Regions from separate parts of the Homo sapiens genome. Here region 2 is linked to region 1. A link is an interaction called in ENCODE POLR2A ChIA-PET data of the cell type or tissue named here. Cell type or tissue: Panc1. All regions are shown on one strand. Links, peaks and the distances in the headings refer to the core of each region. The heading gives the core; the rest is flanking DNA. Region 1 overlaps ELMOD1 (ELMO domain containing 1). Region 2 has its middle 7.1 kb from the start of ELMOD1.

Region 1 (2,820 bases), core at 197-2,696:
AGGCTGAGGCAGGAGAATGGCGTGAACCCGGGAGGCGGAGCCTCCAGTGAGCCGAGATCGTGCCACTGCAGTCCAGCCTGGGCTACAGAGCGAGACTCTGTCTCAAAAAAAAAGAAAAAAAAGTATATATATATATATCTTGTTTCATCGAGTGAGTGCAGCAAGATGGCAAAAGCAGGCGCTTCATTTCCGTAGGTGGGTGACAAACCTTACTCATTGGGTGAATGCTTATAGCGTGGGATGCTTATTAAATGCTTAGTAAAACATTTGAATAATAAAATGCTTTTTTTTTTTTTCTTTGGAGACAGGGTCTCACTCTGCCGCCCAGGCTGGAGTGTAGTGGCATGATCTCAGCTCACTGCAACCTCTGCTTCCTGGGTACAAGGGATTCTTGTGCCTCAGCCTCCCAAGTAGCTGGGACTACAGGTGTGTACCACCATGCCCAGCTCATTTTCGTATTTTTTATTTTATTTTATTTTATTTTTTAGTAGAGACAGGGTTTCGCCATGTTGGCCAGGCTGGTGTCAAACTCCTGACCTCAAGTGATCCACCTGCCTCGGCCTCCCAAAGTTCTAGGATTACAGATATGACCCACCGTGCCTGGCCTGAATAATAAAATGCTTTAAAAAGAAATTTCATTTTAATAATTTTATGGATCATGAAAGGCTAGACAAATGGCTAAAAAGTGTTCTTAATTAAGTTGTTAATCTTCAGATGATGGCACTGTGGTGATGGCAGAGGGCATGGCAATGCTGAGGTGGACCAGGCTGGGCACCTGGCCTGACGATTCTTTTGATGAAATGGACAGTACGCTAGCTGTTCAGCAGTATACGCAACAGAACATAAGAGTCAAGATTGCTCCAATACTGACAAAAATCTTGAGCCACCTGAAGGCCAAGATGCAGGTATATGGAAGTATGAACATTTAAGGTAATTCTGCCTTGAGCTAAATGGACTTGCTGTCAAACTTCAGACTGAATGCCGTCCAGATACTTGTACTCAAATGACAGCAACTGAACAATGGAGTTTTCTTTGTGTGGCTCATAAAACTCCAAGAGTGTTCTACTACAGACTATACTAGACACAGACTTGATGGTGCTGTGTCTTCTGAAAAGCAGTAACTATTTCCCCAGCAGGGTTAGTATAAAGGAATCATCTATAGCAAAACTTGGACCAGCATACTTTAAGATTTCCAGAATATTTTCACATGCTTTTTTTTTTTTTTTTTCCTAGATGGAGTCTCATTCTGTCACCCAGGCTGGAGTGCACTGGTGTGATCTCAGCTCACTGCAACTTCTGCTTCCCGGGTTAAAGCGATTCTCCTTCCTCAGCCTCCTGAGTAGCTGGGATTACAGGTGCCAGCCACAATGCCCAGCTAATTTTTGTGTTTTTAGTAGAGATGAGGTTTCACCATGTTGGTCAGGATGGGGTTTCACCATGTTGGCCAGGCTGGTCTCGAACTCCTGACCTCAAGTGATCTGCTGGTCTCGGCCTCCCAAATTGCTGGGATTACAGGCGTGAGCCACTGTGCCTGGCCACATGCTTCTTTTTATTACTCCAGATATTGGATGAATATGAAAACGAAACATTTTTGTGTCATTTTGTATCACTAAGTTTGTGATAAAAGAAAATTTGATGTCCAAGGATAACCTGATTGTACCAACTTTAGAAGAGGAAGTTCAGAATTCAGTTTCTGGAGAAAGTAGCATGAAGGGGAATCACAAAGAAAAATATAACGATCACATGATTAACATTAATTATGTACGGTATGTATCATTTTAGACCCATCAATCATGTATCTGTATTCTAGCTTCTTCGTTTAGTATAGTTGTCTGCTGTGTTTGCCTTTTATAATGGGAAAATTTTTTAAAGTTATTCATAAGCTGTATATTCACCAGTGTGGCACTCATTATTTTTAAATAAGATTAGTATTGCTGGGCGCGGTGGCTCACACCTGTAATCTCAGCACTTTGGGAGGCTGAGGTGGATCACGAGGTCGGGAGTTGAAGACCAGCCTGGCCAAGACGGTGAAACCCCGTCTCTACTAAAAATACAAAAAAAATTAGCTGGGTGTGGTGGCGGGTGCCTGTAATCCCAGCTACTTGGGAGGCTGAGGCAGAGAATTGATTGAACCTGGGAGGTGGAGGTTGCAGTGAGCCGAGATCGTGCCACTGCACTCCAGCCTGGGTGACAGAGTGAGACTCCATCTCAAAAATAAATAAGTAAATAAGATTAGTATTATCTGTTTATAATGTCTGTTAATAAAAGAACTTACAGTTTGGTAAAATTGCTGCTAACCAAATATTGGATTATAATCCTCATCAGACAAACCCATCTATTAAAAAATGAGTGAGGGGCCACGTGCGGTGGCTCAGGCCTGTAATCCCAGCACTTTGGGAGGCCAAGGCAGGTGGATCATGAGGTCAGGAGTTCAAGATCAGCCTGGCTAAGATGGTGAAACCCTGTCTCTACTCAAAATACAAAAATTAGCCGGGCATGGTGGCAGGTGCCTGTAATCCCAGCTACTTGGGAGGCTGAGGCAGAGAATTGCTTGAACCCGGGAGGCAGAGGTTGCAGTGAGCTGAGATGGCACCACTGCACTCCAGCCTGGGTGACAGAGTGAGACTCCATCTAAAAAAAAAAAAAAAAAAAAAAAAGAGTAAGCTCATACAATCCATTTACTAAAAAGGTAGTAATGTTTTCCTTTGATTTTACCTCTGAGTTTAGATATTGTAAGTTCTGTAGTACATAGTTCCATCTTACCTGAAATGTTTTTATCTCATTTTGGGAAATGAGTTTTTAATATGCATATAGGATTAT
Region 2 (2,820 bases), core at 6-2,505, 59 kb after region 1:
GGCTTGGTCATATTAAACTATTGAAAGGACACGACTAATACATTCTAACAATAGTTATTAGGCATTACAACATTTTAACAAGTTTCTTATTCTGGTATGTATGGCAAATTTGTGAGGTTGTTTTATTCCAAAATATTTTCTAATGCAAAAAATCCACATTTATACCCCACATGAGGATTGTATGATTTGACTTAATCTTTCTACTATTTACCTCACAATAAACATAAACACTAAGGCTTATTTGTGCCTATGGAACAGAAGTTTATTTTTATCTCAAAACTGAAGAATTCTGTCACTTTTGTCACCCAGCCTGGAGTGCAATGGTACGATCTCGGCTCACTGAAACTTCTGCCTCCTGGGTTCAAGCGATTCTTGTGCCTCAGCCTCCCAAGTAGCTGGGATTACAGGCATGCACCACCACGCCCAGCTAATTTTTGTATTTTTTAGTAGAGATGGTGTTTTGCCATGTTGTCCAAGCTGGTCTTGAACTCCTGACCTCAAATGATCCACCCACCTTGCCCTCCCAAAGTGCTGGGATTACAGGCCTGAGCCACTGTGGCCAGTCCTCTTTTTCTAGAATCTGCCAGCTTGTGGTAGAAAGATTTTAAAAAGTAATAAAATGTGTTCTTTTCCTTTTGTTTACATTTTGAAAAAAAATTTTTAAATATTTTTATAAATTTGAATAAAATCCTATATTATATGAGCTGTTAGCAACAAATTCTGTACTAAAGCAAAGAAAGGTAATCTTGCCACTTTGCAGTTATTTTCATAAGTCTAAAGCAAGAAATTTCCTCCATATTTTTGAAAATGTGAGTTGGTGGTGTCCTTTAATAAAGTCATGGATGAATGGATGGATGATGAGGGACAGATAGGTGAGTGAATGGCTGGATAGATGGAGAGAGAAAGGGAAGAATAAATGAATAATGTAACTCACACATGGATAGGGCATTCATCTGTTCAGAATTTTCTGAGATCATCTAGATTTCAAATATTTTCTCTCACTGTCAGATTGTGTTTCAGACAATAGATCTCAATTTTTGGTTTGTAAATTTTAATATACAAAATATACATGGAGACATTTCTCCTGCTTATTTACTATGGAAACTGAAAAAGATGAAGATTACTGTGACATCCTGTCTTCATTTAACACTTGCTGAGTGCTATGTGCTAGGTTCTGGTGAGCACTGGAGATATGAAGATAAATAATGTGGAGACTGCCTTCAAGAAGCTCACAGCTTGGTAGTAGAAGAAAGTGATGGAAGCAGATAAACAATGCAAAGAAGTACATGGTGGACTAGAGATATGAACAGCTTTCTGATGGGAGCCCATTGGAAGGAGTGTTTATGATCCATTTTTCTTTAGTATGTCCCAGAATTTCCTACACACAATAAAAATATTCCACCAAGGAGCATGCCTACTCTTAGCTCAGTGACACATCATGACAGTGCCCTGTTACTCATGCAGTACAAGTATGTAGGTCACATAAAAGTCTGTGGCTTTACATTTCATGGCATCATGTATTGAAGTGTACTAATCACAATATAGAGCAGCCTGGAGCAATGTGCCCATGAAAGTTTTGACTTTTCAGCTCTTGAAATTCCACATAACAGCTGTGTTTAGAACACCTGTTCTTTGCTTTTTTACTCTCGAAAGGGCATTTCTTCTATGAAGCATCTCTGAAACTCGAAAACGTTATTTATGACTTCACCAGGATTAACTTCCTTTACTTCAATTCAATAAGATTTCTTGAGTGCCTACTATAAATAAGACACATATCTAGAGAGATTACACATGTTTAGGTCCTAAAAATTGGTTGTAGCCCAAATATAATAATAAAATTACCTGAAGGTAATAAAAAGGGATAAAAATAACTAACATACATGCTCTTACTATGTGCCAGGCACTATCCTAAGCACTTTACATATTAACTCAATGAAAATGACATAGGGGGCTCCCACAAGCCTCTGACTTGATTGTTTTCTATGGTCTTCGGAATAAAGGAGATAAGAGATTTTGTTGAATGTACAGAGAAATAAAGTCCCCTTTTAAAGTCCCTTTTTTACTTGTCAGATCACTTTATCTGGTATTTCTTTAGCGCCAGTATAGAAGGCACTACCGTAGATGGTAGAATTATCAGTAATTTTTAATGGCAGAGAAGCAGCCAGTGATAATAGGGAGAAATTTGGAGGCTCAGGAGGCACCAGTAGGTGAACAAATTTGCCTTTTTTTTTTTTACTTATAATGTCTATCCTTTTATGAAAATAAGAATTGTGCTTTAGTTAAATAGAATTCAATTATATTTTTCCTGTTCCCTATTTCACTCTTATCTCTAGATCAAAGTTCTGAGTTACTCGAGTCTCTCATATGTGAAAGTAGACAGGTATCCTAAAATAAGAAAGGAGGAGGACGAACACCCAAGAGAAAAACAGAAATTACAACAAATGCCATCACACTCTCAACATCCCAGTGCAGAGTCAGCTTCAAGTGAGAGAAGTAAGTTGCAAAATTACCCGCAAAGGCTTTTGTTGTTGTTGTTGTTCTCATAAAAATGGCAGAAAAATTCACTAAAGAGCGGCTAGTAGCTCAATCTTAATGAAACATAATTCATAATTCCATGGAATATTGGGGACATGAACTAAAGATATTTTCTTCCGTGAGTGGAGAATTTGGTAGAAAATTTCTAGCACATCTCGTTATGTGGATGCTGTCAAACCTGTAGATGGTCTTTACCTTCTAGTTGAAGCTGGTTTTTGCTGAAAGGGAAGAAAGGGTCCAGAAATACTTGGAAGAGTAGTTCTGTCTCAGAATCCCTTGGGTAAA

Evidence for each region. Peaks named below come from ENCODE experiments on the same cell type or tissue, not always from the same donor. Only the 100,000 strongest peaks of a DNase experiment are listed, where the experiment ranks them.
Region 2: POLR2A ChIA-PET joins it to region 1 with 6 read pairs; 4 of 35 experiments call an interaction of 5 or more read pairs at or near these places.

Annotation. Positions count from the first base shown.
Region 1 is chr11:107,641,777-107,644,596 of GRCh38, reverse strand. The region is part of intron 6 of ELMOD1 (ELMO domain containing 1); the gene reads right to left. It also overlaps the pseudogene LOC107984382. Among named protein-coding and RNA genes, the nearest start is that of ELMOD1, 52 kb to the right of the region's middle. In Panc1, for the core only: no CTCF peak of the experiment used is centred there; no DNase peak of the experiment used is centred there.
Region 2 is chr11:107,582,652-107,585,471 of GRCh38, reverse strand. No RefSeq gene overlaps it. Among named protein-coding and RNA genes, the nearest start is that of ELMOD1, 7.1 kb to the left of the region's middle. In Panc1, for the core only: no CTCF peak of the experiment used is centred there; a DNase peak (open chromatin) is centred at 1,441.